2 separate regions of the Homo sapiens genome follow, and region 1 is linked to region 2. A link is an interaction called in ENCODE POLR2A ChIA-PET data of the cell type or tissue named here. Cell type or tissue: GM12878. All regions are shown on one strand.

Evidence for each region. ChIA-PET counts read pairs that join two places held together with the same protein. Peaks named below come from ENCODE experiments on the same cell type or tissue, not always from the same donor. Only the 100,000 strongest peaks of a DNase experiment are listed, where the experiment ranks them.
Region 1: POLR2A ChIA-PET joins it to region 2 with 5 read pairs; 3 of 35 experiments call an interaction of 5 or more read pairs at or near these places.

Annotation. Positions count from the first base shown.
Region 1 is chr2:165,542,969-165,546,968 of GRCh38, forward strand. All of the region lies in intron 3 of CSRNP3 (cysteine and serine rich nuclear protein 3), which reads left to right. Among named protein-coding and RNA genes, the nearest start is that of CSRNP3, 75 kb to the left of the region's middle. In GM12878, no CTCF peak of the experiment used is centred here; a DNase peak (open chromatin) is centred at 2,114.
Region 2 is chr2:165,673,229-165,677,228 of GRCh38, forward strand. It overlaps CSRNP3 (cysteine and serine rich nuclear protein 3), which reads left to right. Exons shown (of 7, transcript NM_001172173.2): 6 at 3,084-3,380. Among named protein-coding and RNA genes, the nearest start is that of GALNT3, 120 kb to the right of the region's middle. In GM12878, no CTCF peak of the experiment used is centred here; no DNase peak of the experiment used is centred here.

The DNA of each region.
Region 1 (4,000 bases), 130 kb before region 2:
AGACTCTCATTCTCCTCTGAGATAGATCAAGCAAGTAGTTGGCTCTTATTATCAGTTGAAATATGTCATGTGGCTGTGTCCTCTCCTGAGTAGACTGAGGGTGACAGTTAGCTGGCTTCCTGGGATGGCTGAAGTATCCATTGACTCACACTTAATTTGAGGCCTTGGGATTTTCTTCTACTTTACTAGACCAGGTTGCCTCATCTGTCTTCCTTAACTATACCAGACATCTATCTGGACTGCAGAGCTCTTCTCTAAGCTGTTCATGTATTTTTACATTGTTATTCTTTTATTAATGATATTTTAATCTAATTTGTTTACTTTTTTAATTAATAAAAGAAAATTTCTTGTAACCATGGCATGCAAATTAAAAATACATTTAGCTAGTAAAGACAGAAACATAAAAGTTAAACATATTTACCTACAATCTTATGAACATTTAAATGATATATTAATAAGATTTGAAACTGGATAAATAGTTATTACCACATTTCCAATATTATTTAGTTGAAGCTTTTAAAGTTCAAATACATTGTTTTCTATCTATTTTTAAAAATTTGGCATGGGAGATGAGGAATAAGACATCTCAATCATCAAACTAAATTCTTTTCTTTTTTTCAAGATTATGTTAATACTCTGCTAAGGAATGTAGAAGTTGGTTATAATACTAGGATTTAGCTTAGTTTTTCATTTTTAATTTTCATGGGCACATACTAATAGTAGGTGTATACATTTATAGGGTACATGAGATGTCTCAATACAGGCATACAATGCATAATAATAGCATCACGTAAAATGGGGTATCCATCTCCTCAAAGGATTTAGCTTATTTTGAAGTTGCAATAAAATCAGTGGTTTCCAGTCATTCAATAAATATGACTGAGCTTCAACTATATGCAAAGCACTTTTCTAGGGCCTTGAACACATCAATAAAAAAAGAGATCAAGACACTTGCCCTCCAGTATCTTAACTTTCTAGTGACGAGAGATAGACAAGGTTAATGAAATATTATATTATGTTTGTATATTTTATATATATATATACACACACAATGTTTGAATATAATATATATTCTGTATATGTAAAATATACAGAATATCATATAGTATGTTAGAAAGTGATATGGAATAAAATAAAACTGGAACTAAGTAAGTGGAATCTGAGGTACAGAGTAGAGGGGCAGAGTGACTGGACACATTAGGCTTTACTAAGAGAGGAAAAGAATTGAAAGAAATTGAGCAGGTAGCCAAGGAGTCATCTGGAGAAATAGTGCTCCAGGAAAAAGGAAGAATTAAAGCAATGGCTGTCAGGCAGGAGCAAGCCTCCTTCTTCACAGCACAGCAATGAGGCCATAGACAGCTAGAAATGGTGATTAAGGAGAGTGCTGTAGGTGATAAAGCCAGTGGACCTAGTTATATGGTTCTTTTGGCTAATGAAAGACTAATTATTACTCTGATTAAAAGGGAGAACCATTGGAGGGTTTTGAGAAGAGGATGACATGATCTGACTTAGATATTTAAAAGGATCTACCTGGCAACTGTGTTAAAAGTTGGCTGTAAAAGAGAAAAAATGTAGGAGATCTTTTCAGGAGGCTTGGACCAGAGTGAGAGAGTAGAGGAGAAGGAAATGGTTTGATTCTGAATATATTTTGAACGTAGATCCAACAGGATTTGCTGATAGCTTGTGAGATGCTAGAAAAGGGTGGAAAATTATAAGTTTACTTGAGAACATAATAAGTTTAAAATATCCATTGTACACTCAGGTGGAGATATCAAGGAAGTAGTTGTCCTGGGACATGCAGTTTAGGAGAATAGTCTGGAGAGAATATATAAGCTTGAGAGTCATCGTCATGAAAATGATGCCTAAAACCACAAGAGACTGTAAGATCACAAAAAAGGTAAATGTAAATAGAGAAAGGAACCAAGAATTGAGACTTAACCCTCTACAATTTAACGAAAAGGTTAGGAAGAAAAGGAGAACCAGCAAAAGAGAAAGAGAAGGACCAATCAGTGAAGTAGGAGGAAACCCAAAAGAATGGGTAGTATGGGCCACAAATAAAGAGTGTGCATCAATGAGAATAAAGCGACTGGTTGTGTCAAGTGTTTCTGATGGGTAATAAAAGGGGAACTGAGAATTGACCATTGCATTCAACACCATGGAGACCACTGGTGGTGTTGACAAGCATAGTTTCAGTGAGCTGGTGGTAGTAAAGGCTAATCTATATGGTTTTATGAGAGAATGGGTGGAGAAGATTTAGAGTGTGTATAAACAATTAATGCCAGGAGTTTTGCTGCAAAGGAGAGCAAAGAAAAGGGGCAGTCACTACAGGAGACATGGTGTGAGAAGGTTGTTAATATTATAAGTGGGAAAAATAACAGCATGCCTAGGTTGAGAATAATCCAGTAGAGAGTGAAAAATTAATGATGCAGGAAAGTAAAAGAATTGCTGGCCCAGTGTCCCCGAGCAGGCAAGTTAGGATTGGATTTGGCACAGAGGGGCAAGGAGCATATTAAATAAATTTGTAATATACATTGACCTTGACAGGGTCATTATGAACAGTTCAAAAAGTCCAAAATTCTGGTGGAGATGGAAAATATGTAGAGAGGTATCTGGGTTATTGTCACTTATTTCAAGGTTATGAATTCTTAACAGGGGCCATGGGGATGTGGGCCATATCTGTCTTATTTACTCTGTGTACCTGGTGCCTAGGATGAGTTCTGGCCCATTAAATAGATATTTAATAAATATTTGCTAACCGATTTGGTGATGGGAATATTTTATTTTCTTCCCTTTTATTTGTGTTTCTTAAATTTAGAAAAATGAATATGTATTACTTTTTAAATTAAATAATAAACATTGCTGATCTTAAAGAGAGAAATAGATCCAGGAAAATACAATTAGTCATTTCAAGTGAAATGTAATATTTGAATGATAATTTACCTCAGGTAATTTGCTAAACACTCTATAATGCAGAACCAAAATAAAAAATTGATACTAGATTGCCTATTATTTGTTATTATTTGTCTGCAGTACATAAAGTTAATTATGTGTTATTAGCCCCACTTTATAGATGAGGAAACCAAGGCTCATAAATGTTAAGTACCTTGCCTGAAATCATAACATGAAGTAGAAGACCTGGACTGCAGCTAGGTCTGTCTAACTCCATGCTCAATACCCTTCTTCACAAATATCTGTCTTCTGTTTGTTTGCTTTTGATTTTTTGTTTTGTTTTATTTTGTTTGAGACAGAGTCTCACTCTGTCGCCCAGGCTGGAGTGCAGTGGCGCAGTCTCGGCTCACTGCAACCTCTGTTCAATTGGGTTCAAGCGATTCTCCTGCCTTAGCCTCCCGAGTAGCTAGGATTACAGGCGCCCGCCACCAGGCCCAGCTAACTTTTGTATTTTTAGTATAGATGGGGTTTCACCATGTTGGCCAGGCTGGTCTTGAATTCCTGACCTTGTGATCCACCCGCCTAGGCCTCCCAAAGTGCTGGGATTACAGGCATGAGCCACCAAGCCTAGCCTCTCTGTCTTCTGTAACGCTGGTACTCTGCATACAAATGCTACCTAAAAGCTCAATGCTGTATTTTCTCCGAGTCAGATTCATTCTAAACAATTTCTTCACCACATAAATTCAGAACTATTTTCTGGGGGTTTTATTTTGACTTAAAGAGTGTTTTTAATTAGTAGTCTTCTAAGAAATGTAGAGCACATTTGAATGAGTTCAGAGAATTTTCCTCAAATGATGTAATGTATAACCAGGTTTTCAAAATAATAGATACATATCTTTATTACCTAGAAGAAAGGAGGGATTTAAACTATGAAAACCTATGTATAATTTGGGATCCTGGAAAATATTACAAATCAGAAAGTGAATTACTTATACTTTTTTCTAAAGATGGATTTACAACTGACTTAGAGAGAAGTGCAGAGTTTAAATCAATTTCAGCTATGTTCTGATTTTCTTTAATTGAAGTACATTAGTAAGCATTGTAAAAATAT
Region 2 (4,000 bases):
CCAGGTTCAAGTGATTCTCGTGCCTCAGTCACATGAGTAGCTGTGATTACAGGTGTACCCCTCCATGCCTGGCTAATTTTTGTATTTTTAGCAGAGATGTGGTTTTGCCATGTTGCCCAGGCTGGTCTCGAACTCCTGACCTCAAGTGATCTGCCTGCCTCCGTCTACCAAAGTGCTGTGATTACAGGCATGAGCCACCACAGCTGGCCAGATTCTTAATTAAATTTTTATTTTGAAATGAAATTCCTTATTCTAATTTTAGTATGCAGGAATAAGAGATGCAAATTTTACTTCTAAGGGCACTTATATTTGGAGTAAACTGAATCTGCAGTTCATATGACATACAGTTGTTTGTTTTTTAATTCTTAGGCACGAATTGGTTATTCATGTTGCCCTAAAAATTTTGATGTTTTTAAATATTTGCTAAAATCTTACTACATGTTGACTTTTAGATTTCATATATTATCTGATAACAACCATTTTTTAAAAATTAGGCTGATAACCATTTTTAAAAAATAGAGGTGGCTCATGCATGTAATCCCAGCACTTTGGGAGGCCAAGGCAGGTGGATCACCTGAGGTCAGGAGTTCGAGACCAGCCTGACCAACAGGATGAAACCCCATCTCTACTAAAAATACAAAAATTAGCTGGGCATGGTGGCAGGCGCCTGTAATCCCAGCTACTCAGGAGGCTGAGGCAGGAGAATCACTTGAACCTGGGAGGCTGAGATTGCAGCTAGCCGAGATTGTGCCATTGCACTCCAGCCTGGGAAACAGAGCTAGACTCCATCTCAAAAAAAATAATAAATATAAAATAAAATAAAAATAAATCAATCTCTGTTGATATAAAATGGAGATTTTGTTGTTGTAATGTTACCAACTGCACAAGTAAGCATAAATATTACAGAACGTGGAGATTAAGTAGGAAGTATTAAAGGGAATCATGCTACCCAAGTCCTGGGTGTGCTACATGTGCTGAGGAGTCAGGACTTTGCTGAGGTTCACAGAGACAAGCCAAGAATTAATGAAAACAAACCAAAGTGCCATACAGTGGTAAGATGTAAAAGGGAACACTTCCTTTCTGTTACTACAGCTTTACCTATCACAGAGGATCGAGTGTATGTTAGGCAATTATAACTTGAATTCCTTAGAAAATCAGATCTTTACAGCTAAAAACATGCAGCTTGTTACAAATAACAATTAACAAAAACGACAAACACAACCAGTCAATGTGACATCCTACTAGTGGCTATCACAGTTTAAACAATACATATGTAAAGAAATGCCAAGGAAGGAAATAAATTTTAGATTATACCAAGAGACAAAACCCAATAAAGAGGAATGTGTACCTTTTCATGATCACAGATTTTAACTCTGAAACATATATATATATATAAATAAAATATATATATTTATACCTTATAAAGTATTCATATATATATAAATACTTCTGAATATATATATATATATATATATATATATATATAATTTGTTTATTTATTTAAATAGGGTCTCACTCTGTCACCCAGGCTGGAATGCAGTGGTGCAATCATGGCTCACTGCAGCCTGACCTCCCGGGCTCAAGTGATCCTTGCACCTCAGCCTCCCAAGCAGCTGGGACTACAGGCACCCACCACCATGCCCAGCTAATTTTTGTGAATTTTTGATAGAGATGGGGTTTCATCATGTTGCCCAGGCTGGTCTTGAACTCTTGGCCTCAAGCAATCTGCCCACCTTGGACTCCCAAAGTCCTGGGATTACAGGCACGAGCCACTGCACCTGGCCTTTGTGATATATTTAGTATATACACTTGCTAGTGTGTTATTTCCTCTATGAAAGTTTCTCTGCTTGAGGGCAAAGTCCAATCTTCTATTTGTTTTTTAATACATTCAGAGTTTTCCAGTTTGAGGATTTTTTCTAATAAAAATTCTTATCTGAATGTTAGACTTTTTCCTGTAAAGATGAGACAATGATGTCTGATGTTGCAAGTATTTTAAGTGTGTGATGGATGAACTGTTGTTAAGCTCACCAAGCATAGTAATAATTATAATTAATAAATTTTAGGAAGTGATAAATTTAAATATGAAAGAATTAAAATCCCTTCTGTATTTAGAACTTCCATGATTTTTCTCATGGAGTTTCTGCATTAATTCTATGCTGCTCCTCAGGGTAGATATCTTGCTCATATTCAGAGAAAACTTCTTTTTCTAAATGCTTTTTTATGAAGGAAACATAACGTGATACAATAGTAAGAAATGAAGTACTTATTCAGGGCTTACTGATGGATGAGATTAATTTAGAGAAGAAATATAAATAGAAGCAGACTAATCATGTGTATGTGAGACCGTTTCCACATGAGCTATTATGCAGAAGGTACCATTTTGGGTGAGGGTTTGTGTGAACTCCTCTGAGGGCAGAGTTTATTGTTTCAGCTGTTGGTTGCTGAGAGCTTGAGGGCCCTGCCCTCTGTTCTTTGTCTTACTAAGAGCATGCTGACCTGACTGATTACTTCATATCAAGCCCTCATTCTTGGAATGTTCTGTAGAATAATCATATTTGTAATCCCTGTAGCACAGTGCAGCACACCTTTATTTCCTGGTGTATGGTTTTGCTGGAACTCAAAAGACAGAGTTGTTATTTCAAGGACAACATATTTGCTGAGTTAGGTGGTGATGGCTTCCACAAGGATGCTATTATCTCTGAACAAGGACACATTTATTCCAACATTGGAGCTGCCTATCATGAAATGAGTCTAAAGATAGTTTTCACTGATGAGCATTTGTAACCTTTGGTGTTTTTCACATAGCACTCTCTAAAAGCTCCAACAACTGTAGCTCCTAACATTAGGAGTTTATGAGTTCCAATTAACAGTCTTCTGTTACCCGTACATTTAAAAGCCTAACATTTTGATGCCTTTATTTTTCTTTCTGTGATTTCTCCTAAAGATTAAAAAAATGATCTAACAAACACTTGTTGATTATGAGGACATGATGATATATAATAGTTCATTCTCACCCAGTACAAACATACAGATTTTGTACCCTGCCCTTAATGAGTCTCTTATTTGCTGCTTTGTGTTTTTAGATGACTAAGAATGGCACAGTAGAATCAGAAGAAGCCAGCACTCTTACACTGGATGACATTTCTGATGATGACATTGACCTGGACAACACAGAGGTAGATGAGTACTTCTTCCTACAACCTTTGCCAACAAAAAAACGAAGAGCTCTGCTGCGTGCCTCTGGAGTGAAAAAGATTGACGTGGAAGAAAAGCACGAACTCCGAGCCATCCGCCTCTCACGAGAGGACTGTGGCTGTGACTGCCGAGTGTTCTGTGATCCAGACACGTGCACCTGCAGCCTGGCTGGCATTAAGTGCCAGGTAAGGGTTGGGAATTCAGGGCATCCAAAGACAAGACATTGTCTACCACCCCCTAAGGAGGCAGTCATGGTACCTATAATGAAGCTTCCCACATGTAAAAGAAAATTTTTTGGCAAGGCAAGACATGTAATTCAGGAAGAAAGACATAATTCAGGAAGAGAGAAAGACTAATTTAAGGCCATTCATGGGAATACATAAAATGCTTATACATATAACATATAATCTGAAAGACAACCCAAGTAGCAGCTGAGTTAATTAAAATTATTTTATCTTGGATTCTTGTATTATATCACCTTATTTCAGCTTTTTACCAATGTTGAAGGAGATCATGACATCCCTAACACTGGAGTGTGTATTTTCTGATCCATCCATGGGATATAAAATGATGATTGATTAAAGGTGGTTGGATTAGTGGAAAAATTACTAGATTGAGACTGCAGAAAATGAAATTGTACTTCCATCTTTGCTGTTTGCCAACTATATGAAATTGGCAAGTCAGGCCCACTGGGTTACTTTCTTTATCTCTAAAATGAAGGAACCGAACTAGGTCAGGGGTTGGCACCCTATAAGTTCACAGGCCAAATCCGACCTTGCCACATGATTTTGTAAATAAAGTTTTA